Regions from separate parts of the Homo sapiens genome. Here region 2 is linked to region 1. A link is a loop called in an ENCODE intact Hi-C map of the cell type or tissue named here. Cell type or tissue: right lobe of liver. All regions are shown on one strand. Links, peaks and the distances in the headings refer to the core of each region. The heading gives the core; the rest is flanking DNA. Region 1 holds the start of LOC105372089 (a long non-coding RNA gene). Region 2 has its middle 240 kb from the start of MIR4319.

The links. Peaks named below come from ENCODE experiments on the same cell type or tissue, not always from the same donor. Only the 100,000 strongest peaks of a DNase experiment are listed, where the experiment ranks them.
Region 2: a loop joins it to region 1, with 2.6 times the contacts of the local background. A loop is called at or near these places in 52 of 110 quality-filtered maps.

The regions. Positions count from the first base shown.
Region 1 is chr18:44,657,225-44,672,724 of GRCh38, forward strand. It overlaps LOC105372089 (a long non-coding RNA gene), which reads right to left and starts at 7,434. Exons shown (of 4, transcript XR_935417.3): 1 at 7,277-7,434; 2 at 4,842-4,984; 3 at 4,500-4,608; 4 at 1,225-1,520. In right lobe of liver, for the core only: no CTCF peak of the experiment used is centred there; no DNase peak of the experiment used is centred there.
Region 2 is chr18:45,197,496-45,212,995 of GRCh38, forward strand. It overlaps a transcript of SLC14A2 not described here. Among named protein-coding and RNA genes, the nearest start is that of MIR4319, 240 kb to the left of the region's middle. In right lobe of liver, for the core only: no CTCF peak of the experiment used is centred there; no DNase peak of the experiment used is centred there.

The DNA of each region.
Region 1 (15,500 bases), core at 4,467-12,466:
AAGAGTTGTGCCAATTTTCCATGAGTGACAGTGCCCATTGCCCCACAACATTGCAGTAAAATGGATCAAATGTTTTGATTTTTGCTTATCTGTTAAGTGAAATATAACATCTCAGTAAAATTTAAATTTGTACTTACTTCTCTTATTATGAGGGATACAAATAATCTGTTCATATATTTAAGATATTCACATTTCTTTAACTGTGAACTGCTTATTCATTTGCTTTGCCCTTTTTCCTGTCAGGTTATTAGTCTAAGAGGCCACATATTTTTTTCTAACCTGTCATGTGCCTTTTGACTCTGCTGACGGTAGGGCTTTGTTTTGTCTTTATAGGAAGAAATCATTTTTTTTTAGCACAATCATAATTATTTATCCTCTCTGGATTCTGAGTTGTGGTTAAATAGACTATTTTTCACCCATTGGACAAAGTTCTGGATTTGATGATATCTAAGTTTGTAGCATAGTGTCAAGCACATTAGATAGGACTCAGCAGGCTAGAGTGTTAGGCCTACGTCCACACTTATCACTAGGCAAACTTTGTCAAATGATGTGACTCTGGTGGATACCCAGCTACAGAATCAACCATTATCCATCCTCTTGTTTTCTGAATAGTATAAGCAGTTAGCTCATGAGAGAAACAGAAATGGCTTCGAAACTAAATAGCCAAATTCATCCTAAATTGAGAATAAATGGTCCCAGGAAATTACATATTAGTAAACCTGGGATGCCAAAACAAGACTGGACGGTTTTACCAACAGAAATTTATTTTCTCACAGTTTTAGAGGCTGGTAAATCCAAGATCAGTGTGGTGGTGAATTGGATGTCTGATAAGGGCTCTCATCCTGACTTGCAGGCAGCCAGCTTCTCACTGTGTCCTCATGTGGCGGAAAGAGAGGGAAGAAGACATTTCTGGCTCTTCCTCTACGTAGAAGTCCACCAACCCTATCAGATTAGGGCTCCACCATTATGTTCTCGTGTAACCTCAATTACCTCCTGAAAGCCCTATGCCCAGATATAGTCACAATAGGGATTAGAGCTTCAATGTGGGTATTGGAAGGGGGCGCTTAATTCCATCCATAGCAAACTGGATAAACAAATTAACCAACTTTGCAATGTAGAAGCAAATTCCTTCAAATATAGATCAAACATCAATACATGAATCTTTCAAAAGCATTAGAATGATCACATCAGAGCAGTAAAGCAAAAGTATCATGGTTAGAATCCTGAGGTTCTATCTTAACATTTATTTCGTTTTGGTTTAACTTCCTTTTTTACAATGAAGTACAGATGAAGGGAGTGGAGAGTGAAGAATGTGTTCCCCAGAAAAGCATCTTAAGAGAGTCTGAAGCTTGGATGTGAGCAGCCCAAATCAGGCCTGATGCTGTGCACCTGCTCAGCTTTGCACCAGGGAAAGCTGCTGGCTTATCACCACCTCAGGCTTTCTCCCATTCCACATCTTCCAGAAATCCCCGGCTCCAAAAACTCAGTTTTCAATTCATGTGGCAGGTAGAAGAGCCAGACTACAAGTACAGTAAAAATATCATGAGGATTTTCACTGGCAAAATGCAAATATAAAAAAGTAACAACATGCCCTTCATCCACTAATTTTATAATTCTTCTGAGACAAGCGATAAAGTTTTTTTTGCCTGGTTTTATTTCTCTTTCTTTATATACACACATAATGTTTCCCATTGTATTCTTTATGTTTACAGATAGTCTCTTTGCTCCATTACTTTCCTAAATCACATGGAAATCACTTGCAGTGTTTCTAGGGCTAAACGAGAGTAAAAACAGGAAAAAGTGGCAAATTGGATGCCAGGGATGGCCCTTAAGCAGGCTGTTCTCACACGGTAACATGCTCTCTCCTTCTGAGGCCTGGTTAAATCTTGACTGAACTAATTGGATTATGCAGTGGTCAGTCTGTTAATGAAAGTGCTGCTCATGTATACAGCACTTTAACTTTCAGAGGATTGCAATATTTACAACCTAATTTTATCCTGATAGTAGCTTGAGTTAATTAACTAGGCTAAAACCTTTATCCTCATTTTCTAGATGACATAACTAAGGACCTGAGAAGTCTAGATTTATGGTGTCCAAGCTGAAAGTCTAGTTCATGTCTTGGGTATCCTGACTTAATTGATCATTTTGGCTTGTGCTACTTGAATTCAGCTTGAAGCTGGCTGAAATGACATGGTTGACCAAACCACTGCCAGTCAGAAACTCAGCCTCAGGCAACTGCTGCTGAAAGGAAAAAGGAGCCTTGGATCTATGTAGACAGCTACACTAGTCAAGTCTGATCAAATTTATTTATTCCCAGAATTATTGGATCAAGGTGGTTCAGACAACTTGTGTCTATACAGAGCAAAAAGATACTGAGGAACTAAATCAGTTACCTATAAATTTCTGACTTGAGGGTCCTAACTGCATTGAATCACTAACATTTGGTTAAGGATTGGCTTCCATTAATAGACATAGGCATTTTCTCCTTGGAAAAAGAAATGTTCTGTGAATAGTCTTTTAATTAAATAGCCACAATTGTATCATGAATGCCACTAGAGAAGGTAGAGTGAAGGAGTCATGCTAAAGTGGGATCTTAGGGGTGAAAAGTGGGATGATGGACATACACAATAAGTCAGAGAGGCAATAAAATAAAGTGACTGTAACAAGAAAACCATGAAGAAGGCATCAAACCCTACATGGGCTGTAACCATACTTGTAATGATCACTTAGTTGCTCCTTTCAACCATGAAATGTCAGGCATGGAATCATAGAATTTCAATCTTTAAAATTCCTGTATGGTTAATATTTTTCTCATGACATTTGTCACATCACATATATTTAAAGAATTTGAAAAGTACAAAGAAGAAAAGAACATTCATCCATATTCCTACCCATCATTAGACACCTTGGTGTCTTTAGGGTCCTATCCTCCACAAATCAGTTCCCTGATGCTGATACTGGTTCCTCCATGTGTCCCACAGCAGACTCACCCAGGACTGGACTTGAAAACCCAAAAGCTTTCCTTGCTGTCTGCCCTTATCTAACCACTGAAGCCTTGTGTTCTGTTCTTTCCCCTCCAGGCTTGGTTTCCAGATTTCCAAGAATACAGCCAGCTACTCTGGTAACCAATTTGTGCCAACATGTTGATTAATGGATACAAATGTGCAAATCACACCAACCTTTCTTCTCTCCTGGGTGATCTGTATGTTTTAGCTGTGAGATGCCTTCTGGAGCTGTAAGGCTTGATGCAATGGAAATAGCCATTGTGGAACCCAACCGAGAACTCTTTGGTAGCACCCGCATATCACACTAAATAGGCAACCACTTGTTGCAACTAACACTTAGTCAGCTTCTTTTGCCAGATGGTGAAAGCCGTAGATAAAAGAACCCAGAAATCCAACCCAAACTAGTTACTGAAAGGGCCCGGATAAAACTTGGCTCCACAGATGCTCATGAGCTGGGAAATGGCAGGCAAACATGCAGTGAGTTATGGAAGTCATGCAACAGCCCTGGCCTTCTCTGAGATTCATTTTTTTGCAGAAAGGATATAGTAACAGCTAAATTGGGTCAGATCTGCTGCAGTGGCTGGAATAAAATAACAAAGACAAAAGCTTGCTGTGCAAAGAATTATAGGACACATGAAACCCCATGAGACTATCTATGCTATTATTCACCAAGGCGAGCCTTAGATGTACCCGGAGAGACGTCTGCCTTCACCACAATTCTGGGTTTCAAGATAATGATGTTGGATGTTCCAGCCTCAGAACTGTGGTGAAAACTCCTAACATCATACCAGTGTCTTTGCATATCCCTGGCTATTGGGTTGGTGATAAAATAAAGGGAGCACTCTATACCTGCTCCAAACGGCTTTTGGCTGAGATTCTAACATTATAATAGCATTGGAAATTAACAATGTGCTAGAAATGTTTTGTCTATATTATGTAAACTTTATAATAACGATGAAGACAGATATGTATTTACAGAAAGAGAAACTGACTCCCCAAATTTTTACATAATGGGCTTGTGGTCATACTGTTAGCAAAGGGACAAAGCTAATATTGACATTTGGGTCTACATGGCCCTGAAGAACGTCTTTTTATTATTATGCCAAGTTATTTCTAAGATGCAAATGAGTCTGTGGAAATTCAAAAGATGCTTTTTTTTTGAGACCGAGTCTCACTCTGTCGCCCAGGGTTGAGCTCAGTGGCATAATCTTGGCTGACTGCAACCTCTGCCTCCAGGATTGAAGCGATTCTCCTGCCTCAGCCTCCCAAGTAGCTAGGATTACAGGCGTCCACCACCATGCCCAACTATTGTTTTTGTAATTTTAGTAGAGACGAAGTTTCACCATGTTGGCCAGGCTGGTCTCGATCTCCTGACCTCAGGTGATCCACCCGCCTCGGCCTCCCAAAGTGCTGGGATTGCAGGTGTGAGCCACCACACCTGGCCAAAAATGCTTTTCTTTTAGTTAGTCTCCATAAAGGTTGTATGATACTCACCCAGAGATTAAAGGCAATACACAGATGGAATGGCAATTCATCATAACTTCCAATTATTTAATTCACCTTCAGATTTCCACCCGTCAACTTCCTTTATTCCTTAAAATATCTGTGAGGTTAAAACACAAAATGTAAATGGTAGAAGAGGTTCAGCACAAATCCATCTTCCCCATCACTTTCAAAGACTACTTAACCTCCACCTAAGACATTCTGAGTTTGTTAAATGATAAATCCAAGTCAGCCAGGGGTCTCCAGAGGCCTTTTTGCTCTGTTCAGGACTACAGTTAGATGACTTCCAATTATTTTCCCCTTCCTAAGGATTCACAAAGATCAGTGTGTTACCTGAATGATGAGGCCAGATACTCTGAATTCAGATTTAGCATTTCCCAGTTTCACCCCTTCCCTCTCCATCTCAACGTTGTTTTTTCCAAGGAGTCTGTTACTTCCCTAGTAACCAGAGTAGGACAGGGCAGGTGCCATTCCCACTGTAGGGTACATGCAATGAGAGGAAGAAATTAACACCCTTACATATATACAGGGCAGTCCATTAATAGTCTAAGTTGAATTAATTAAGGCAATTACTAGTTTTCCCCTAAAAAGCAGAACACTTTAAACTCAGGGGGAAAAAACCAGAAAGTAGAAAAATATTATCTGAAGAAAGAGGCTATTTAAAAGCATGGAGCCTTGGAAAGTGCTATAACTCCTGGCAGATCTTGGAGGGCTCAGGAATGGGTCTCATGTTGCCTGAAAAAAAAATAATTTAACCTGGTTTTGCCTGGAACACTGAAGATTAACTCATGATTTGCACATAGAATAATCATTAAGGCAAAAGTTTTCACCTATTGATGATCTTTGCTCTAGAACTAAAACTTTACTGTAGAACAAAAACTAAAATCGATGTTCCCTATTTGCCAATTTTACACCCTTTGAGGTGTTAACCATAAATGTGTAAGCTTCAGATTTTCATTTCAGGTACAAACTAATATTTTAACAGGAAACCTCTGGTAACAATGTCATAACACAATAAAATCAGTCTATGGATACTCATTTCACTTAATGAGGCAGATAAGTTTGGCTAGGAAGGGCCATATAGTAATATAAATTCTCCTTAAGAACCAATCAAAAGTATGTAATGTGTATTGACTTTGGAATTCAAGCACAATGAAACCTTACTTACTCTGCATAATGTGGTCATTATTACTACACTATTAGTTTATTGAGCCACAGGAATATTAACATTATATCCTGTTGAAGAGCCTTGATTAGTTAGGAGTAGGTCAGAGAGTGAAAGTAAGTGAAGAAAATTCTAACCTAACAGTTAGAAACTACAAGAGCGTTGATTTTTTATGTAAAATATGGGTAGATGATCCTGGACTGACATAGTACTCTGAGATACCATGCTCCTTTAGTGCATAGTCTCAATCTCTTGGTCCAAGTGGCAGCAACTGCATTCTAGGTACTGTGTTAGTATGGAGAAAAGAAATGTCAGGAAAGGCATTTCCTGAAATTGTATATACCACTTTTACTATCATGACATTGGCCGGAATCATTCGGCCATGACTTGGTGCAGAGGAGGCTGGAAGTGTAATCTTTATTCCCAGTATTCATAAAAAATGTGGAAATTCTATTATTTTGGGGGAAGAATGAGTGAATTGACATCAGGTTATTTACCACAAGCTCTATTAAGAATTAGGCAAAAACTGGAAGAGAAGCCATCAAAGCTCAATGTGTGCATGTGGATGGGTGAGAAGGTGTGTGCTTTGTTTGTATTTTTCATAGCATCTATAACAGACATCTCCTTGCTGATGGGTTTCTACTCAAGAGACAAGACATGCATGTGGGGAAAGATATCGAGAGATACAGGTGGGAAACCAGAAGAGCCAATGAGTGATAGAAATGGGATGTGCAGTGGTTCTTCAGAGGATACAGGTTTTACTGTAGTCTTCAGCAGTAGGCTTCTGGGAGGAGTTGAGGGTTGAGGAAGGCCCCTGAAAATGCTGACATTCATAAGTAGGCAGAGAAGAGGAAGAAAAGACCAGGGAAGGGACATAGAATATTAAGCAATGGCATAAAAAGAAGAGTAAGTCTAATCCGGCTACAATATCCCTGCTGCACAGTGTAAGACAAACATTTTTCATTTTTAGTTTCTGTCATTTCAAATATTTATTTAATACAAATATTTCTTTTCTTTTCTTTCTTTTTTTGTTTTTGAGATAGAATCTTGCTCTGTTGCCAGGCTGGAGTGCAGTGGTGCACTCTCATCTTATTACAACCTCCGCCTCCCGGGTTCAAGTGATTCTTCTGCCTCAGCCCCCTGAGTAGCTGGGACTACAGGCACACACAACCACACCCAGCTAATTTTTACATTTTTAGTAGAGATGGAGTTTCACCATGTTGGCCAGGATGGTCTCAATCTCTTGACCTCGTGATCCTCCCGCCTCAGCCTCCCAAAGTGCTGGGATTACAGGCGTGAGCCACCATGCGCGGTTACAAATACTTCTTTAATGCCCAGTCTGCATCTAATACCTAAGAGTCATGCACCTAAGAGCCATGACTCCATTCAGAACCCTTTCCTTGAGAACCACGTAAATTATTCAAATAAATATTTTAGGGAAATATATAAAATTATATAAGGCTTAGTGTACAGAATCGGGTGAAATAATGGTGGAAAAGAGCTGAGACATGTAGACCAAACAGAATCAAAATCAATAATTAATCTGAATTAACCAGGTAATAGAAAGGAGAGGATTATAGGGTTAAAAATAAAAGACAAAAACCTGATGAACTTAAATAATCATCTCCTCTTGTTTTTTGTCTATGAAGTGTCAGAGAAGGGTTTCTTCTTTTCTTCCTTCTTTTCTTTTTTTTCTTTCTCAGTGTAGACGTTCCTATTAGACTATAAGCTTGAGGAATGCCAGGACTACATCTGTCTTCATTGCTGCTCTACTTCCAGTGCCTAGCAAATTGAAAATGCAAAAATATTTGCTGAATCAAATTGAAATCTTAATCACAAATATGTATATGTATGCATTTAAGAATATTACTTGTGTAACACATATAAATGCAAACCCAAATATATATAATTAAAAATAGGCTCATAAACAAATTTGATTGCAGAACACCAAATTTTAAAATTTTTTGTACTTATTTAAACAATGACTGGAAGCAGCTCAGAAATGTTTGACTGTATGCAGGTCAATGATAAGAACACAATAGTTATATTTTGCTGGTAAAGTCATTTTAAACTTGTGAATCATGTACCTACATATGAGTGTTTAAGAAACTATTTAACCTTTTACAAAATATTGTCTTTGGGTTTATTAATTTATTGTATCTTTACTGTCTTTTTAATTAATTTCTGCTATTATTTAAAATATTTATTATTTCCTTTCTTCTGCTTGTATAGATTTATTTTGCTGTTCTTTTTCCTAACTTCTGTAAACTGATAATGAGATGATTGATTGATTGATTTTTTAGCTTCTACAATTTTCCATTATATATGTTAGGGCTACAAGTTTTATTCAAATCATGACTTTAGCTGCATTGCCAAAGTTTCATTATATTGTATTTCAGTTAGTTATAATCTATCATCGTGATTTTTATTGTGATTTCTTCTTTGACTCATGAACTATTTAGAAGTACATTGCTTAATTCCAGATAGGGATTTTATGATTTTAATGGATTACCTCTTTGATACTAATTTATAGCTAATGCCATTTTTTAATTTTAATTTTTGTGGGTACATACTAGGTACATTTAATATTATTTATTTATTCTTTTTTTTTTTTTTTTTTTTGTAAAAGCAGGGTCTCCCTATATTGCCAAGGCTGGTCTTGAATTCCTGGGCTCAAGCGATCTTCTTATTTCAGCCTCCCAAAATGCTGGCATTACAGGTGTGAGCCACCATGCCCGGCCAGTTAATTTTATTTTGATCAGAGATCATTCTGTGACTTTTAAAATGTTTTAATCCTTTGAAATACGTTAAATCATGCTTTATAGTTCATGAGCCATGCACATCTTTCCAGTTTTTCCATTTGTCTATGCTTGAGGCTGGATATATTTTATTGTCCTAACTGCCAGTTTACCAGTCCTCTCTTTCATTGTATTTAATCTGCCAATAAACCCATTTATAAAACCCTTACTTTCTGTCACCGAGTTTTTTCTTCTAGAATTTCTATTTCTTTTCTTTTTAATAAGAGGTATGCATCTGGTTAACTTTTGCAACTTCTCTTTTTCTAAATATGTAAATAGCAGGTATTTTACAATCCGTAACTGATAACTCCAAAATCTGGATAACATTTTACTGCTTTATTCTTTTTTCTTTTATTCATCTTTTTAAATGCTTAGTAACTTTTTAAGTTTTTTAATTTGACACAGAATAGATGTACATCTTTTCAGAGTATATGTGATAATTTAGTATATTCAAATATATGTCTTTTCTTTATGCATATTATTCTCTTTTAGCTACTTTAAAATGTACAATAGATTGTTGTAAACTATAGTCACTCTACTGACCTATTGAACACTAGGTCTTTTTTCTTTTATCTAACTGTGTATTTGTACATATTAATAAACCTCTTTTCATTCCTCTCCTATGAGTCCTAACCTTGGGGAACTCGTAATGCCTAGTACTATTGATTGAATGCTAGATATTATGTACAAAAATTACAGAAGTTCTGGTCAATGTCACATTCATCTGGAAAAAATGTATTTTTGATCTTTATGAGCAGTTTACCTTAATTTAGTCAGATATTGAACTGATTTGGAGCTGGACTTCTATCACTCTAAGGCCTATTCCATTTTGATCAGAGATCATTGTGTTTCTAGGTTACCCTTACCTTTAAGATGAAGGCTTCAGGAATTTTAGATGAAAGCCTGGGAATACTTATCAGAACTCCTCTTTCTTGGTGGAGCCTGAACTATAAATTTTTTTTCACATATTTTGTCTGCACAATAACTCTGTTTAGATTTTTAGCCTGTTAGTGTGTTTTCTCTTTGACCTCTCAATCTCCTGTTTGGGAACCATCATACTCCTCACTAGGAAAAACGGTATAAGAGTTTAATTATTTGTGTTTTTCTTCTCAGTGTCTTTGGTCCTTCAAGTCCTAGCTGCCTTGGAAGCCCTAAACTGCATTTTTTTTTTCTTCTCAGTTTCTGATATTATCAGACTCTGCTCAGCTCTTCTACCTTTTTGCTTCTACTTTCTACTTCGTTTTTCAGACTCTTGCTTTATGTGAGTTTTCTGAATCAGCAAATGCTTTGAGGAAAGAAATAGTGAAGACTACCAGGTTTTCCTCAATGCATTTTCCTTTTTGAGAGAATCCTGGCACCTAACGTTTTGACTTCCTTGATTGTTCTCAAATGCCTTCGAAGAGATGTGCTTTATTCTAAGCAGGTGAGTAGGTACAATGCAAGTTACTCCATTGTAGCCGGAAACAGAAATCTATTTATTTCTCCATATAACTAAAAACCTACTATAAGTTACCCTTAGTGTTAACCTCAAGTTCTGCTTAGCCAGCAAAGTCATGTAGAGTGATACAGAGAGCTGGGGAATTTCAATAACAGAGTAGAGGGAGATCACGGTAGAGAAGGATCTGGTTGGAGCTTGCAAATAATCTGGTAACTACTCCTGAGAAGGTGATCCAATCGGTTGTTGCCTCCTCTGGCCAGGACTCCTGTATGTCTTCAGCTGAACTGCTTCCCTTCTCTAGGTCTCTTTCCCCCCCAAGGCCAGAGTCTCCTGAATGTTAGTGTGTATGGCCAGGTAGGACCCCATTTGTGTTTTCCTTCTCTGTGACTTTGGCCCTTCAAGTCCTAGCTGCCTTGAAAGCCCTATGGTGCATTTTTTTTCCTTCTCAGCTTCTGATATTGTCAAACTCTGCTCAGCTTTTCTACCTTTTAGCTTCTACCTTCTACCTGCTGTTTCAGACGCTTGCTCCATGTGGGTTTTCTGAATCAGCAAATGCCTTAAGGAAAGAAATAGTGTAGAATATCAGGTTTCCCTCAGTGCATCTTCCTTTTTGAGAGAATCTTGTACTTTACATTTTGACTTCCTTGCAGTACCTCTTCAGAATCACAAGGGCTAAACAGGTAAGTATCTGATCTAGGCACTACAGGGAAAGCTTGATGATAAATACAGAAAATAGTTTATGCAGATGTTTGTTTGTGGGGAGGTATCAAATGTTAGGGATGAGTTGTGGCATGGAGAAATCTATGGCAAGGAAAATCCCTAGTAGTAGTTAGTATCCAATAAATACTTTGAAATCACTGAAGCAGAGTGCTTCTTTCCCTCCTTCACTTAAAATCCCCTGGGCAAGACAGAACACTTGTATTTATACTAGAGATACAATACTTCTGATTTTTTTTCCAAGCTAACAGATTTAGCTAACTAACTGAAAACTAGACCTTGAGTAAAAGCTACTGAGTAGATAAGAGAAACTGTTTTTACAATGTATGAGGACATTTTCAGCAGCATCTCTCATGCTGCCTCCTCAGTTCTCCTGCTGGTGTCTTCCCTCCCTCTTCACAATAGACAGACTGATTTCCACATAAACTTAAATCCCATTCAAACCAATCTGATTTAAGGAAAAATTTTAAGTAATCTTTTCATCTCCCTTTTAACCAATAGGGTGATAAAAAGAAACTGGTTTGTGCAAGTCTTGTTGGAGCAGCCTAACATGATCTGGTGCTGAATATTTAATTTCCTGCCAGGATAGCCTATTTCTGTACTGATCATTGGACATGACTCACTGCCCTACAGTGGTTCCACTCTGACCAGTAGGATCCCTCCACTGAAGTTTCAGAAACAGAGATGCCTTCTTGGACATCCCCTCTGTGGATTCGTAGAACTCCCCATTTGCTGTAATCTCTATTATGACCATCATTTCCCATTGGTCTGATTTGCCTTGTATCCGCATTGCCAGATGTAGGTCCCTGCCTTAGTCTTGCAATCTCCTTCCTTCTCCCGGGGTCATGAGCAGGTCTTCCAGAGGCTGGTGGCAGGGTGTTGCCACCCTAGATTTACTCTCACAGTGTCCTGTCTGCTTATTGGCACACCCACAACTTTATCTTTGACTCTTTATCTCCATTGTGTCTAAACTTAGTGTCGCTGGGGGAAGGCTTGCCCTGCTTATCTTGCTGACCCATGGCTTTCAGCCATGACTTTTACCCAAAGTCTGTCACACCTTCTTCACAGACACAGCATTAAGTTCCAACTCTTTTCACACCTGCTCTGGCACAACTAATAAATATATAAATCCTAAGATAAGGAATATAATTGCCTTCTATCAGCCTTGTGTTTTATTATGCTAGAGAAAAGGCGTAGTCACTACTTTCATTAAAGAGGCATTCTTATTGAAAGACTAGCATGCACAAACAAGTCAACATTTTATCTTATGCATGAAGGTTTAAGAAAGTTAAGTTTTATTAGCTTGTTCATTTTATTTTTCCTTTCTGTTCTCAAACTTGAGAATATTGGTTAGAGGTAATTGCGTTATACATCACAATGCTGCAACCATATACAGGTTGCTGCAGTGGTTAAAGCATTAGATACAGATAGTAATACTATCTAAAAGTTGTTACATCACCATAAACAGAATTTTATTATTATCATTATTATTATTATTAGAGACGATAGCTCACTCTGCCACCCAGACTGGAGTGCAGTGGCACAGTCACAAGTTAGAGCAGCCTATACCTCCCAGGCTCAAGCAATCTTCTCACCCCAGCCTCCCGAGTAGCTAGGACCACAGGTGTGTACTACCATGCCTAGCTATTAAAAACAAATGTTTTGTAGAGATGGGGTCTCCCTATGTTGTCCAGGTCGGTCTCAAACTCCTGGGCTCAAATGATCCTGCTTCTTCGGCCTCCCGAAGTGCTGGGATTATAAGAGTGATCCACGGCACCTAGCCCACAAACAGAATTTTAAATGACTTGATGAAATGATACAAAAAATAAATATAATCCAGGTGATGTGGAAACCACTCTCATTTGCTTGCCATCTTATGTGTCAGACACTGTGCTCTACTGTCTTATACACATCATCTCATTGTTTAGAGAGAAGGAACTGACGGTGGAGAAGTTGAGGAATAAAATGAAAATGAATATACACACACATATAATTTAATCGGTTGAAAAAAATGTCAGACAGGGCTTGATGAAAATTATTTTTAGATACAAGTTTTTTTCCCCAATTTTAAATAATGGATGATACAGAGTGATTAGAGACAATATTATGGGTTTCCACAATATTGTCCATAAGGAAATGTATTCATTTATAATACTATGGGAGATGTCCAGGTGTATATGACTTTGGTAAAATTGACTGAGGATCTGGATAAGCAAAGTTGTGAGTTATTGTACTCAATCATCATTTTTTATTGAATTCAGAGGGATCTTCAATCAACTTCTCTGCTGACCTGAAACTAAGGGATTTAAGCATCTATCTGGATTAAATGTATCTCCCAGGCTAGGATGGAATCTTACCTTTCATAGTATATTCCACAGTCCCTACCATTGTGTCCAGTGGCTTATAATATTAAGGATGGATGTAGCCTACATTTTCAATATGAATATATGACATTGTAATTATTAATTTTTCTTTGCAAAAAGTGTGCCAACCATTTTCAGAAATACCTCATACATATTTCATACTTACGGCTTGTTTTTAACCTCTCAAAATATTGTTTCTTTTACTTTTACTCTGAAACATTTTGTTACTTTCAATTATTACAAGACAAAAATTTAAGTAATTGGCTGAGAGAATATTGGTCTAAATGAAACATTCAACCCAATTTTGTTTTCTTTGGACCACCGTTTAAATGGAAAATGAACAATTGCAAAGTGTATGTCAAATTATTTTCTCAAAGAGATACTGCCCAGATATCTCTCCTTTGAAGGCTCACTGAGATGGCCATTTGCCGAACCTCCTAGTTCCTAGTTTTCTTTTTCCTGGTGTGCATTGGTCTGCAGAAAGTGTAACCAAGCCCTGGCATCTGAATACAATGGGAAGGACTCTGAAACTACAGCCCAATGTGCTAGTTTTAAATCTGGCTTTATTACCTGCATGCTTATCTTTCTGGTTCTCAGTTTTCTCTCATCACGAAAATGAATTGTTTTGGTCCAAGTGATCTCTAACAAACTGCCAGCTCTTTAATTTGAAGTCTCAATGATTTGTTTAGTTTAGAAGGCTGAAATCAACAAGCCTATTCAATACTTACTAAAGAGGCCATGTAAGGAGCATCCAGGTATCTCTTTGCTGCTTTCTGGCTAGGCAGTCGTGCAATAGAATGGCTATGTGAAGCAATGGATAAGAGGATGGGCTCTGGAGTCAAATTACCGGGCTTTAAATCCCAGTTCCAACAACTACTGGGTGTAAAACTTTCCTCAATTTGTCTCAGTTTCCCAACTGGTTCAGTTCCATGGATCTTGTATTGAATCACTTGGAGCTGGGGTTGAACCAAATGACATTTTTAAAGATCTATCTAGTGTCAAGATCCACAGTACTATATTTGATAGGTGCGCTGATGCAAATAACTATCAAGGAACAAAGAGTGACTCTGTGGATTTCAACTTCAGAGTTTGAAATGAATCCAATGTTCAGGAAGCAGAGCTCAAATTAATGTTTTCCCATGGCCATCCTCCTACCATTAAAAAACTGTCCTCTACCCAGATCTCTCTAATGCTCATATGATGTTCACCAAACTAAGAACCAACTCTATTTAGCAATAATAGGCTGACAATTTCACATGTTTCTAAAATACTCCATGGTAAACCTGAATGATCTAGCTAGGACTAGCCAGGTTCCTTTCTATCTATGTCCTTTGCTTCTTTTCAAGGCAGTTCAAGTTGTCCATAAAAGCTTGCATCTTAACTGTGGCTTACTTGGATCTCTCTCTTCTTTCCATCTCTTAGCTTCATAGTATCATATAGATAGAGAACACTTTATAGGTCATCTCACCTAAGCTCTTTCCTATAAGATAATCCCTTCTATACACTCACATTAGTCAATAGCAGATATAGTTCCATATCATGTCTTGTATTTTTTTCTTACTGTTTACATGTCGTCTTGTCTGACAAAATTGCAAGCTGCATGAGATAGGCATATTAGTCCATTTTCACACTGCTGTGAAGAAATAGCTGAGACTGGGTAATTTACAAAGAAAAGAGGTTTAATTAACTCACAGTTCCTCATTGCTGGGGAGGCCTCAGGAAACTTACAATCATGGCAGAAAGGGAAGCAAACACATCCTTCTTCACATGGCAGGAAAGAGAAGTGCAGAGTGAAGAGGAGGAAAGCCCCTTATGAAACCATCAGCTCTCATGAGAACTCACTATCAAAAGAACAGCATGGGGGAACTGCCCCCATAATCTAATCACCTCCCACGTGGTCCCGCCTACAACACATGGGGATTATGGGAACTATTAATACAATTCAAGATGAGACTTGGGTGGGAGCATAGCCAAACCATATCACAAGGGAAGGGCTGTGTATGGAGGACTCTTCTGCTACTAATAGCTAGAGCTGGCCTTGGGTATGAGGTTAAGAATAAGCAGTAACCTCTGTTCTTCAGGTTCAAACACTAAGAGATGAAAGCAGTAGAATGACAGATTGGGTTCACATACATTGCATGAGTCTCTTTAAAAAACTAAAAGTTATCAAGGTGAAAAACATTTCATCATAGTTTTTATATTTGCAGTACCAAGTTCAGGTCAAATATACTAAGTTCTAATGAACGTTTATTGACAAATACATATGCTATGTATCTCCTGTACTCTCACAGCCCCTAACATAACCTTGGCCACATAGGTGCTTTTCATACATTATTTCATTTAACTGCATTTAATCCTCATTGAAACTCTAAAGAGTTGGTGCTACTATCTATAAGCTCATTTTTTTCAGATGAAGAAGCTAAAATGCAGAGAGGTAGCTTGACTAGTTTTCCTCAGGGTGAGTCAAATTCAAACCTGTCTAACTTCAAATCCAAATTCTTCTCCTGTTAC
Region 2 (15,500 bases), core at 3,200-11,199, 540 kb after region 1:
ATAGTCAGAGAAGACATCCTGGAAGAAGTTGAATTTGTGTTTGTGACAGTCTTGTGGGTTCTATCCCACCAACCCTTCTCAGCAGTGACTCAGCAAATTGATTTCAGAGGCAGCCTCTGGGAACTTACATCCCACTGATGGGTTTATAATGAAAATGCTGACGCACTCCTAAGTCAAACCAGGACTCTTGAGCAGCACTACAGAATTGAGTGCGTCATTTCCCCCTGAACAATGCGTCTCATTCATTGCTTGAAGTGTGACCATTCATGTTGAAAATGAAATTCCGCAGTGATCTGTTTGGGGAAATTATTCAGAGCTACTCACTTAAAGATCTTGCTATCTTTTGTGGTTCTCAATTAAGGCTCACAAGAACCTCTCCAGGGTAAATTGGTGCCAATCTAGGCATTGAGAGTAGAAGGAAAAATGAAAATCTAAAGCTCGTAGGAACTTTCAAAAGTCATTTCTAAAGGCCCCTAGGGAGTAGATAACATACAGACCAAGTTATCCTGAATATAAGTTATACTGATTATAACCAGAATATCTAGAATATTGGTATAATAAGAGAAAAAACATGGATGTGAAATTAGGAAGCATTGGTCTTAGCCCTGGTTCTGCCTATAGCTACCTGGGTGCTTTGGAGTTAATGAATTATTAGACATAGAATGATAATCCTGTCCAAATATATTTTGTTAAAAATAGAAAAACATAAGGTATGCAAGGAAAAGTTTAATAATACCTGGGCTTCTTTCACCCCTAATTAATAATCATGAATATTTTGCTATATTGTCTCTTTTTTAATACACAAATCATGAACACATAGATAAAGTTTACCTGGACCCCTCACCCAATACTCAACCACTATCATGAGTTTGATGAGTTTGATTCTTTCAGTCTATTTAAAACATTGCATCTAGTTGGTCACATTTATGATGTGTTCCTATTATAATTATTAAGGATTTTAAAATTTTGCATAATAGGCATCGATGCTATATACAAAGTCTTATTCTGTAGCTTGCTTCCCCCATGTACATTTGGATTTATTTCTACCATGTTATTTTGTGTTCTCTATATACTTTTGCTTTACTTCTCTATTTCCCTCATTAACAGTCTCTTTTGAATTGATACAGTATAATTTCCTCTCTTTGCTCTTTTCTCTCTTACACAGCTTTGTAAGTTAGGCATTTTATTTCTATTGTTTTAGTGGTTGCCCTCAAATTTTTAACATATCTGTGCTGTTACTAATTTTTTTAACAAAATGCACCAAGGAAGACCTTAGTATACCTCATATCCCTTAGATCTCCTCACTCTAATTTTCTTGCTACTGTTGTCTGGAATTGTAATTCCAACATGTTTTAAAGATAAAGAGAAGCATATTTTCTCAATTATTTACAGTAAACACCTATGTATTTTTATCATCACAATACCTAGTTTCTTTGTGCACCAATTTTCTTGATTCCCACTTCTTCTGGATTTAATTTTTTCTGATGAATTATACCCTACAGTAGTTTTTGCAGTGAGAATCTGATAGTATTAAACTTAGTCCTTAAATGTCTGAAGATGTCTTACCATTTTACAATTACTCTTGAAGGCATAAAATTATACATTCACAATTATTTTCACATAACACTTTCACCAGGTTCTTTTATTAGTGAAAAATAAGCTGCCAACCAGATTGATGGATTTTATGGTGTCTTCATTGCAATGTCCATATGTGGGTTTATTTTTATTCCTTCTGCTGTGTGTACACATTAGGCTTTTCTAATCTGAAGGCTCCTGTGTCTTTAATTTTAGAAAATTTTAGTTATTACCTAACTCTTTTAGACCCTCTTCCCAATTATTTGTATTTTTTTCTTCTAAAATTCTTATCAGACAGATATTGTTGCTTCTCAGCCTCCAAGTCTGTTAATTTCTCTGTCATTTTTTTTAAATCATGTTTTCTGTCTTCATCCTGGAAAATTTGTTCAGTTCTTTTTTCATTTTACAATTTCATTAATTGTGTCAGCCTAGTATTTAACTCATTGTTGAGTTTCTCACTTCCATCTATAATTTCTTTGAGGATTTCACAGATACTCATTTTAAAACTTATTTTCAGATTTTCCCATTATTTCTATTTCCTTGAATAGGAACCTCTCATTTCTTTGGTTTCACTCTTCTCTTAGGAAGTTTTCTCTTGTGCTCCTTCCTGTAAAGCCATTTGATGTCACCTCAAACCTCTTGGTTGTATGGGTTGTCTGGATTCATAGGACTCCTTATATTAGCAGCTAAGCTGAAGTCTTCCTTTCATAAAAAGGTGGCAATTCCATTCTCAATGCTCATACCTTCAATAGCCTGGGAACCACGATCATGTGAGAATCTTGACTTTGGCAGTAGGTTTTGGAAAAACCATGTTCCTAGAAGCCACCTTGGGCAGGCAAGAGGGGATGTTCCAATCTCTGTGAAGTGCAGTCTGTGTCCGATCAGGAGTCCACATATCCCCATTAAAGAACCCTAGCTGGACCATACATATGGAGCTAGTCTCAACTCCCTGGTGGCCATGGGGCTTTAACCTCTGCCTATATCTATAGGTTTTCTTTCTTTGGGGATCCTTGAATTTTTTTCTTAATACTTCGTGCAGTTTTTTATTTTAAAATATAAATAAATGTATTACATTCTTTGTGTTTGGAGTTGGGGGAAAGATTATACATGAACTTTTCTCTGCTGTGGAAGTACCCTTCGTTTTTCAGACAGGAAAACTAAACCCAAGAAAATGGAATAAGCTTGCCTAAGCCACAACCTAATTGTGGTCAATATGTAGATTAGGAAACACTTCTCTGCCTTAAATACATTCAACATGAGTCTCTTTGCCCCAGGATTTTGATGTTCAAAATGGAGAAACTAATGCCTTCCTTACCTTTATCAATACATTAGTGCAGTAATTTGAAATGGCAAATAAATGTGAAAGTATTTTGAAATAAAGTTTAGTCTCTTATGAGCATCACCATTTTAAAGTTCTGCTGTGTGTATAAGTAATGTCAATATTTTCATTGCTGAGAAATTATTTCTGATTTTTCTACCATAGAATTTGTTTTTTTCATATGCCATTTCTACCCTCAAAGTCATTTTTAGTATTAAAGAACCCTTGGGTAGAAAGTTACTTTGGGTAAACTCACAGAGACTAAGGAACAAATTTTAGTTTTTCACATTCAATAAACACCTGTTGAATGCCATTGTTTTCATGCACTTAGGCTTTGCCTGGGATGCAATATGTAGATTTCTTTTTTTAAAAAGAAACTTTTAAAGAATAGTTTTATACTTATAGAAATATTGCAAAGTTAGACCTCCAAAATACCCAATGCCTGCTTGCCTCTATTAACAACTTTTATCAGTATGGTATATTTATTATAATCAATAAACAAATCTTGATTCATTATTATACTTTTATTAGTGTTTACCTCTTCTCTTCTAGGATCCTATCCAGGGTACCACATTACATTTAGTCATTATGTCTCTTTAGGCTTCTCTTGGCTATGACAGTTTCTCAGACTTTCCATTTTTTGATGACCATGACCGTAACAGTTTTTAGGATTATGGGTGAGGTATTCTGTAAATTTGTCTCATGTTTTAATTCTGAGTAGAGTGGTGTTATGGTTTTTTAAAGGAAGACCACAGAGAAAAAGTGCTATTCTCATCATTTCCTATCAAGGATACAAAAAGGTGATATCATTTGTGATGTCTGAGGTAGTGTTAGTCAGGAAATCTCCCCTTTCCCCTGAGCATGCTGTATGCACTCTTTGGAAAGTAGTCATTTTAGCCAGCCCACTTAAAGAGTGGGGAGTTATGTTCTATCTTCTTGAGGGCTGAGTATCCACATCAATTATTTGGAATTGTTCTGAATGGGAGATTTGACTATTCTACCCATTTATCTATTTAATAACTCATTTATATCGGTATGGACTCATGGATATTTATTTTACTTCACTTCTTTATTTTTCAAGTTGTTTCAACTTTGGTCATTGGAAGCTCTTGGCTCTTGTGTTCCTTTGACATATCTAACACCTCCATGTATGTATGTGTGTAGTGTGTGTGTGTGTGTGTGTGTGTGATTAAATACTTCTTGCTTTCTGGGATTGAAAGGTTCTCTATGCTCATTTTGTATATTTCCTGTTTCAGCCTTAGAATCAGCCATTTCTCCAAGGAGTCTTTGTTTGTTTTAGTGAGTAGATTATTGACTAAAAGGAAATATGGCATTGAATCTAACATGACTGGACATTATTTTCTTTACTCACTCTCACTTATGAAAGATTTGGTACTTTTTCTCCTGTCAGTTTCACAGGAATAGGGTGAATGACCTTATAAAATCATTAGATTTATTTGAAAGGGGAGACTTTCAAAATGAAGAAATGTAACTCCTGAAGAAAATTAAGAAATTCAGCTGAGATAACACAGAATTTCACCCTTAATTGGCAATTCAGACCACCCATCTCTTCTAAGAATGGGTCTAATAATGAATTATCAAGTGAACATTTCTTAAATGCAAGAGCAAATTAACTTGGAGATATACTAAATTTCAAGAAACAAAATTATTTTTCTTTAATCAGAACTAAGGGCAATACTTCAGCAGGTATTAATAAGCTATTGTTGCTGGTTTAAACAAAGAAACTTAAATGTTTATTGTTGCAACCTATCTTTTATGTGTGCCCAGACTCCAAAGTCTGGTTTTATTTGTAAGGTTCCCCAACAGAGTGGTTGCTATAGATATAGCAAAAGCCCAAAGGACAGCATGCTGAGCCTTTGGAAAAACAGTTTCATTTCCAAAGGCAAGGAATAGATATTGAGGCTTAAAGGGAGTTGATCCTTAGGATAAAGTCATAGCTAATGTAAGGTTTTCAGAATAAAATCTAAGATTTCAGAGAAATCTAGGGACCAATTATGTGATGTTCAAAGGAAACAGTGAATACAAGTGAGTCTGAGTTTTTACCCAATGTTTGAGGCAAATATATGCAAGTCGTTCTGCTCAATGTTATCAAACATAACATTGGGGAGTAAAATATTATTTTTGTTTCGTTTTGTGATAATCATAGCAAAGAGGAGGAGAATGAAATGAGGATGATTAAGTCTGGGGTTCTAGTCTTCTAGTTTTAAGTTACTTCAGTTTGGAAATTACTATAGTGGTGTAACTGGACTACAGCCTGGTTCTCTCTCAAAGAGAAGGGGATCAGATTCTATGGGAAGTGGTTCTCTTGACCTCTTCTTTGAACCTGCCTCTCCCACCTGAGTTTCATCATAAAGTATGCTCATGTACCAACATTTAACATAGCCAATTAGTTTCTCAAATGGAGTTTTCCACCTGGAGAAGGCCAGGTGTACAAGTCCTCCTTATCTTCCATCAGCTCAAAGACAATAAGATTTGTAAAAATTTAACCTCTCAGTAATGTGTAAAGAAAAAAAAGGAGGAAACCATATGGCAGAGGGGAGACCAAGCAGAACCAGAGTGGTCACAGGAAGAATCACCGTTCCAGTGGTTCTGGCTGGGGCCGCTGAGTTGGGTTGTCTGGCTACTTAAGAAGCAAATTCTCCAATGGCAAAATAATCAGGTCCTCACATATCACTTGGCCATTGAAAGAGAACGGGATGCTAATGAGAGTAGTCCGAGGAGAGGCACTTCAAAAGCAAATCTCCTGAAATGACAGACCCACGTTAGTGCTGAGGGACTAAGGAGTGGGGAAGGACTGAGTGAGCCAGGAGAGTGAGCCAGGAAAACAAGCCCCTGGACACCTATGTGCCTTCAAAGTCGGCTGTCTTCTTTGCCTTGATCACCTGAGAAGGACTCCACATTCTTACCCAGTGTGATCTCCTAGGTGATATTGACTACTCTTCTCAAAACCATCACTTCAAGGTTCAGGCGGAACTGTGGGGTAAGGCCTAGCTCTTTCTTTAATGTTGTTTCTTCTTGCTAACGTTTGGAAATCCTTCTTTTCCACCTGCTCATGAGAGAAATTATCGGTTTCTAAGTTTCTTTTCATCTCCCTTCCCACCTACCGAAATAAAAATACAACACTGTGTGTGTGTATGTACATCATCATTTTCCTATTATTAAAATATCTGACATGCTTGTTAGCCAATAGTATAGATAATTTGCAAGCCTTTTGAAGATGGGATCCTACTTTTGGTGGCATGGAGAAATACAGCTGTGATTTCACATATGGCATCTTTCAATTTCTAATTAGTTTACTTTCAACAGCACCCCCATACCCTAATCCAACACCAATTTAGATTATAGTGTTAAAAATATCATCATAAAATGTAGCCTTGTACAAAGAGATGATCTAATTATTCAGCCTTGCTGTATCAGCCTAATGAATTATGCAGTCTTGCCTACAGTATTTCACCTGACAGAATGAGTGTGTCAAACACTATAGTGCATGAATTCTCCAACCAGCCTGTGTAGGTGCCAGAGCAGTGAGTGTTTAGTACCACGATCTGAGAGTCAGTTTTACGGAGCTTGAAGAGTGAATATTAATAATTCACATTTTTTTCTGTAGGGGTTGGGAATATGCATTATCCTAAGGGGCTTGTATGCACATAGAATATATGATATGTGATAATTGTGGTATATTTAATAATGTTCATTCAAACAAAGGGTAGGCTGTTGCATAATTACTTGCACATTATTCCAGAGTGGTAATAAAAAAATCTAAGAGGAATCCCCCAAGAGTTCCAACAAGTTTATTTGGGACAGATGAAAATCAACCTCTTGAGGCTCCCGTCAGGAGAACAAGAGGACATATTTACAGCTCTATCTGTTCACATGGGAGAAAGCTCAAACATCTACTCCAGCCACTTAGGTGTACTGAATGGCCGTTAAATGGAAACCTTCGGGTCTACTTGATTGTCTGTTCCAACATCACCGTGTGTGATTGTAGAGCTGGCTTGTGCGATCCCTGTGGACTGTGGAAACTTTTGACTGGTCTGATGGAGAGTTGGTATTTGATGACCTCTGAGAACATTGCTTATCAGTGCATGTAGACTCAGTATAAGTGTGGGTTTAAAGTCAATGATGGAGACTATGTATTCTTATTTTGTCTTATAAATAACACTCTCAAGAGTAATGCATGTATTGTAAATTCATTGTGGCTAAAAAGCCAAGTGCTCATTGGCATTAGCAATAAAAGAATGATAGTTAACAATTTATGGCCTTATATTCAGGTTAACTGGCTGATGTCAAGGGAAGATTTATTGGACATATAAGCCATGGTTTTATATCAGTGAGCCAAATTCAACCAATGCATTTTCACGAATTAAAAGCAGCTTCCAATTTTAAACCTATCACTGAGATAAAAAAAAAAAAAAAAACTTTCCCAGAGAAGGTACTTACCTCATTGCTTGCCAGAAACTTTCCTCTGCCTCACACTCCACCTATGCTAATGTTGCATGAAGAGAGAAGTTTGTATGAAGAAAGAGGGAGGAGGAGAGTTGGCTGAGTGAGGAAATACCTGCCTTGGGTATCAGCTCCCTCAGCTTTGCTCAGAACACCTCCATAGGAAATGTAAGTATTAAGGCACAATTATGTGCCTGGCCATGGTATGGAACTAGGTGAGAACTTGGAGCTTCCACTTGGTGCTGGACATAGGGACCTCTCTGTGTTGAGACTCTTTTCCCCAGCATGCGGGCCTCCTAATGGCATGGGGGCCCAGACCTTCCCCTAGCAGCACCAGCTTTCAGGCAGCATACAGGGCCAGGGATTAGTATCACCATTCATCCACTGAGGGATGATGGATGATATTCTCAAATCAGCAGGCCAAAGGTGGTTTAGGTATAATTTATACAAGTACAGGTTGCATGAACTTTAAGCCAGTGTGGGAAGGATGGGCTGGACTGTTATTTTATCAGTTACCTGACAGAGGATCTTTAATGACTTCATGCTGTAAGTTGCAAAACATTTTATTAGAGTCGACTCTAAATTATCTGGGGATAGAAGGAGCAGACAAAGCTGGACATCAGCATTTGTTGAAGCGAGCCGTATAATGAGGACCATTGGGGGTTAAACACAGTAGTAGGGAAAAGGTCATTGTTGTTGTGGTGCTTAAGAGCCCTTGATGGAAAAATAGATCGGGTAGATGCAATTCAAAGACACACCACTCAAGACTTCACTGCTTGCATTGAAGCTAAAATCCTGTCACTAGCAAACCAACCTAGTGGGTTTTAGAAATCTTTTCTGTTTTTCACATATTATAAACTTGAAGATTCTGTGGATCCTTCAGAGTACAAGGCCTTACAGAATGGTCCCTGGCTGGACCTATCCAGGAATCCATTCATTCTTTTATTCAACAAATATAGAGTGAGCATTTACCCTATGTGAATCCCTGTGATTTCAACAAAGGAATCTGTTGCTCTCCCCTTCCATGCTAGTGCAGGAGGACAGCAGCATGGAAAGAGGGAGGGGGATCCCAAAGAAAAGAGGAGAGTAATGATTCAGTCCACCAGTTCCAGCCTAGAGCTCTGCATTTAGCATAAGGCTCTCAATGTACTGTGAATCCAAAAGATGATTTGAAGAGGCCGGTGGAGATGGATAGGCCATGAAAATAGAGGAGCAAAGTGTGTTGTTTCATCTGTTTATGTGAGATAGTGGTCACTGAAAACAGAGTTGATCTTTACACTGAAATTTACAAGATAATTGTTCTAGTAGACCAGATGGTGATGAAATCAAGTTTTTGGCCTTTTCACGTAGTGTTCCATGTAGCCCCTGTAGCTCAGTCACTGGAGAACATACTTTCCTGAGGTTGGTGTAGTGGAAAGGCTGTAATCCTGAAAATCTGAAAGATCAGATTCTTGGCTCACCTTTCCCACCTCTCCTGGTTCCTTTTTCATTTGTGACATGAGGGTATTTGATTAAAGAAGCCCTAACAGTGACCCTCCAGAAATTTCAGTACACACACATACACATACACACACACGTACACACACACACACACAGAGATACTTGGCCTAAAAACGAGTACTGCCTAAAGGTATTCAGCGAGGTTAGCCTTACTGTGCAATAACTTGCAAATAACTTTATTACATTTCATCCAGTTTGAAAATTCTATGATTATATTTTTGTATGCCTTTCTCCTTTATAATTGAGCATCTATTGCAAATCTCTTATTATTTCCTAGGGTATATTACTTTCCCTGTGTATGTTCTAAGGAAACTACATTTTAAAGACAAAATAATCTGAGCAGTTGAGTGCCATACAAGGCTGGTAGGCAGGTACTAGTTTGGGGAGTTCTGCAACTCAGGCCTCTGGACAGGGGGTTACATACACCAAGAGCTAAGGATACCTACAGGGTGCTGACTTGATCCATTAACAGATCAGCAGTCTACAAACTAAATATCCCAAAAATCAGAACCTGTTGTCTTTCAATCCATTGTGGAAATAAGGGCCTTTATATGGACTCCAAGAGTATTCTGGTCCAGTGAGGCAATAATTCTCATCCTATCAGAGAATGTGTATTGCCCCAGTAGGACATGGAATGCCTGGGAATGTTCATCAGTATCCAAGTTTTCTGCATAGTAGATAATGTATTAACTATATCATTTACTCTGGTACCTAATAGTAAACAACATGCATTTAGGTACATTTTTTAACTACTAGAGCATATCTGTGTGCTCTAGAAAAAATGGTGAGGCTTTGCAAGCATTTTAAGTAGACAAGGGCAGGGTAGAAGTAAAATATCACACTTTAGTCAAAAATTCATGTGGCATTTTCTTATTTGAATGTTTATAGATTCTTGTTGGAGGAAAGGGAGAGATGGAGACATGAAGGAAAGAAGAGAAAGGTAGGAGGGAGAGAAGGAAGGAAGGGAAAAAGGGGGAAGAAAGGGAGAAAAGGAAGGAAAAGGGAGAGGGAGGGGAAAAGAAGGAAGGAAGGAAAGGGAGGGGGGAGGAAAAGAGAGAGAAAGAGAGAAAGAAAAAAGAGAAAGAGAAAGCGTAGGGGATGGAAGAGGGGAAGGAAAGTGAAGAAAAGGGGAGGGGAAAAATAAACCTAATAATGTGTGTGCATATGGGTGTGTGGCATGTGAGCAGTTGAAAATCTAAGGTTGGAATCAGAATCTAAAATGGAAATTTCAGTCATAATACTTAACTGGGTTGCTAACAACAGCTTGACCATCAGCCTTCAAACAATAAAGAGAATAATTTTTTGTTAAGAAGTTGACTCTGCCGAATGTAATGTGAAGAGAGTTAGAGATGGGTCATAGAGCAAACACACAGACATAGGGGAATCACGTTTCACGATAGAAATTAGTTTAGGGTGGTTAGAAATACTTCTAGTATTGCATTTTTTTTAAAAAAAAGCTAGAGATGCCCAGAATGTTTTCTTAATAATAACTAACATTTGCAGAGCCCCTTATAATTGACAAGGCTTTTACAGCAATTACCAAAGTTAATTCCCACAGTAACCCTATGAGTTTAAATATTAGACTTCCTATTTTACAGCTGATGGAACTGCTACTCAGGAAGTTAAGGGGATTTTCTCAAAATCACTCAGGAGTCAGCCATAAAACTGGGACCCAAAGCCAAACCTTTTCACTATGAATTGTCCTCTCAGCCTCTCTGCCTTCACATCCATTGAGGCTTCTGCAGTTACCTCTATATGACAAAGCTGTAACCACCTAGAGAACAGATATGCACTTCTCACAAGCCCATGGGCACCTAAAGCTACTTCTATAACCAACACAAAAATTTGGGCTTGGAGATCTAGAATTGCAATAAAATTGTTTAAAATACAGAACTAAAATATATATTTTTTTCTCAAATACAATTCTTTGAAGTATGCCTAACTTCTATAATAATAAAGCTTTGTCGTGATAAAGTTAAGAAATAAAACCATATGAGTTGCTGAGTCATCAACAGTGACCCTGCTTGCGGACGTTCATTTCTGAGAGACATAAGAGCTAACGACAAGCTTATGAGTTAACGCAGGTGGCCAACTATAGTGGTTACAACATCTCTGGGTCCACCTCTGCTTTCATAGGAACGTGCAATATGTTGAGAAACACACCTGCACATGTGGAAAGAAGGGAGAAGGAGAGACGTTAAAGGCAGGGGACTCAGGAATGTGTGTGCCCTGGCTAGGGATCAGAGTAAGCCTCGTTAGTTAAACTGAAGAGCCCGCCTTACAGAGCAGTGGAGTGAGAACCTAGAGAAAGAAAGAGACTGAAATGGCAGACTGAGAAGCTGGGTTTTATACTGAGAAGAGTGGGGTGTCATGATGGATGACAGAGTAGAAACAGGGCAGAGTGAGTGTACTTAGGGAAGACAAATCTAGTAGGAGCATGGAGAATCAATCAGATAGAAAAAGTTAGGGGTTTGGGAGACCTGTTGCAAAGATATGGTAGTATTATGGAATGAGGTAGCATGAACATAGAAATACCAGTAAAAAGAAATTATTATTATTTCTACTATCATTATTAATAAGGAACATTGTCAGAACTGGCTTTGAATCATTTTGAGATGTATGATCAAAAATGGATTTTGAGGAATGCTGGTGCCTCTGGAAATTAACAGGCATTTAAAAAAAAAAAAAACAACAACAACTGTGGCCGAGCACGGTGGCTCACGTCTGTAATCCCAGCACTTTGGGAGGCTGAGGCGGGCGGATCATGAGGTCAGTAGATCGAGACCACACTGGCCAACACGGTGAAACCCCATCTCTATTAAAAATACAAAAAAAAAAAAAAAAAAATCAGGTGGTGGCAGGCGCCTGTAGTCCTAGCTACTCGGGAGGCTGAGGCAGCAGAATGGCATGAACCCGGGAGGCGGAGCTTGCAGTGAGCCGAGATCACACCCCTCCTCTCCAGCCTGGGCAACAGAGTGAGACTCCGTCTCAAAACAAAACAACAACAACAACAACAACAACAACAACTGTGGTCAAAATGTATAGAAATTACAGGTAAAATCAGGTTTTAAAAATTTACAGCAGGATTTATGAGACTTTATTATGTAAAATATACATTTTTAATTTCTGAAAGGATGATAGAGAATGCTGCATTTTCTGAACATTTTAAAGTAACTAGAATCACCCCTTCCTTTTTCTTTTTTTTTTTAACAAGTAAAGAATCTTTTAGAATTTGTAGAAATGTCTTAAAGATTATTCTTGACTGGGAAATCAGAAACCTAGGTTTCAAGTTAGTTAGAATCTAATGTGTAACCTTGGACTGCTGTGGACCTTGATTTCTTCATTCATCTTGCTAACCTATTTTTCGAGATTAAGAAGATAAAAAGAGACTGCAGGGAAAGAATCGAGACAGCTATTTATTCAACAGCAAGTATAGCTGATGGACATGCTCTCTTATTGAGGCAATAATTAATTGGTCACAACCATGCCCAGTGCTCCTGATTCCACTTGATATAGTCCTCTAATATCTCAGGAAATTATCTACTGGAAACAAGGTCAAGCTTTAGAATTTTCCTCTAGTTTTACAACTTTATGCATACCATGTGATTATGTCAGTATGAATGCCCACAAATGGGATGGAGAAAGCCCGATAGCATCAGAAGTGTTCCTTCTCACCAATGCATGTCTTACCTCCTCAAATATCCATGTAGGCAACCCCTACTGTTGTCTCCAGATCATGGTCGCTCGAGCCCAGGGAAGGATGCTAGGCTTTTATGCCAAGATCTAGGGTCTGCAAGACAGAAACATCCAGGATAGAATGAGTATTTCATACCCATAGATTGAAGTTGGTATCACTTTCTGCACCTGATATTCTCCAACACTGTGTACAGATTGAAATGGAACTTTACTGAAAGAGATAACCCTCCAAAAGCAGTACTCCTTTAAATAAAACAAAGGTGGCCTGGCATGCTGGCTCATTCCTATAATCCCAGCACTTTGGGAGGACTGCCTGAAGCCAAGGGTTTGAGAGCAGCCTGGACAGCATAGTGAGACCCTGCCTCTATGAATATTTAAAACTTAGATGGGCATGGGGGTGTGCACCTGTAGTTCCAGCTATTCAGTAGGCTGAGGCAGGAGGATTGCTTGAACCCAGGAGTTCGAGGCTGCAGTGAGCGATGATTGCTCCACTGCACTCTAACCTAGGCAAGAGCGTAATGCTGTTTTGAAAGAAAGTAAAGCTGAGTATTGTCATATGCCTACTGTGTGCCAGGCACTGCCACAGGCATTTTGAATGTCATCTAAGTACAGCATCATGGACCACAAGATTGGTATTGGCCTCAGCTTGCCCTTGGTTTTGAGTTTTTGCTCTGCCATCTGCTAGTGTAACTTTAACCAAACCATTCAAATTTCTGAGCCTGGTTTTCTCATCTGTAATATGGTACCAATGTATAGGGTTGTATTGAGCATAACGTGATATAGAATATGGAATGTGTTGTTGTGCATTCTGTGATTCATTCATGTTAGGCTTTATTAACACTACTACTATTTTTTTCTCAGTACAACTTCAAATATTCTCTAACACAAATGAAAGAAACAAAGACTGAGGCCCAGAATGACAAAAATCTTAGGAAATTTGCTAAGTGAAATTTTATTACTAAAGGCAACAGGCAATGTTTTCCTATTTTCCCCTTTTCCCGAGTTGTGATCTCTCTTTTCAGATAATGTTCTTACGGATCTGAAGCACCAGAGAAAATGTCTCTATTTTGCTTTGACTTTTCTAGAAGGAGCTATTGTGATTTCCATCCAGTTTTGGAGTGCCAGAGTTCACCTTTATCATGCAGCCAAAAAGTCAATTTCTTGACAGCACAACCAACATATTTTCCCAGTGCCCAAAGTACAACTTGATGGAATGCTGTTTACCTTTCTCCCCCTTTTAAATCCCACAGTCTCAGCCGGGGGCTCAGTTCTTAGCACATTATTCTTTAGCCTATAGGAAAACTAACCAATCTTAGACCAAACAGAAAACTGCACAAAATTTAAGGTGAAAAATAGAATGATCTGCAGTGTGCAAGGCAGGTATTTCAAATTCCACATTGTTTCAGATGACTTCTTTAACTTTTAGGGAGAAGAAAAAAATTACAAATTAATTCAAATTAATTGTCATGTTGATCTCTCCACCATTCTACCCTCTTCTCTTCTTTCTTCTTACCTTCTTGCCTTCTCTTTCCTCCTTCTTACTCTCCTTCTCTTCTTTCTGCTCTCTCCCTCCTCTGCTTTTTTCTCCTTCTTTATAGCCATTGTAATCACTAGTGTTGACTTTTATTCAGCACTTACTCTTTGCCAGACACTGTGCTAAACACTCAATGTACACTACATTCTTTAGTCTGTCAAAACACAATGTACAGAACAATACATTTTCTGTACAAAAAGAAAATTAAAAGGCTGATGCCCAAAGGCTACAAAATCTCCAATGACAAAAACCATACCTGAGTGGGCTGAGTTAAGATGAGAGCCAACCATCTCAATAGAAAAGGCTTTTCCTACAACATAAATGGAACTTGTATTGTTACCTTAATGCTAATGTATTTTTAGGTAAATAGTGAATGGCTTCATTTAGGTATACATGTGGATTTGATATATCTACTTTAAAATTAGTTAATATTCTTTTAAATGACTCCCATTTTAATTGAATCATATATTGGAATTAATTCTTATATATTTTTCTGTGATAGGGTTATTTAATAATTATCCTGGGGTGAAGAGGGAAAAGTGGAATGCCATATTTATTCAACTTTTTATGTATATTTGTAGTCCAACATAGATCAAACTTTTGCATAGAAGGTATTTTCATTTCGTATAGTGCACATGTGAGTATATTTGTGCAAACATACCACAAACCATATTCCCTGGAGTTAATTTGCACATTGTAAGAAACTGTAGCAAGTCAATGTGGTATGAGGTATAACTGTATTATGGTTTTGAAGCTTAGCAGAACTGGATTTTAATCCAAGCCCTGTAATTCCTTAGCTATGTGACCTTGGACAAGTTCCTTAACCTATACAAAGTCCATCAAATTTCCTTTGGTGAAAATGGGGCAATAGTAGGCACCTCTTGCAGCTGTTGTGAAGGTTACATGAGAAAGCACATGAAAAGGTCTGGCATACAGTACGCGCAAGAGAAGCTAATCCCCCTCCTCCAACGTGATCCTTATTTATTGTAATAATGGCCCCTAATCTTTAGCTACACCTATATTGATCCCTTATCTATATAATCTAACGCACATGTGTATTATTATATTGTATGTGTGTGCACATGTGATACATGAGATACACTCACAACCGCATAGGTAATCATACTCCAAAGAACACACACGTATGCCACCCCAGGTGTACCCTTCAATGTAGGGTCAAACTTAAAGACGTATAAAACACCCACATACACTCACTTTAGTCCGTTGGTACTGTATTAGGACCTGGCCTATACAGAATTGTGAAAACTGATCCGATCCCTCTGTTGTGCCATGGTTAACAGTACCCACGTATGCCATAGATGTGTCCTGGCGCCATCTAGTGGGGGATCCAACTTTCTGCTCCATAGTGCCTCCTTAGGCTGGCTCCAGCCATTGCTCCAACTCACCATTTTG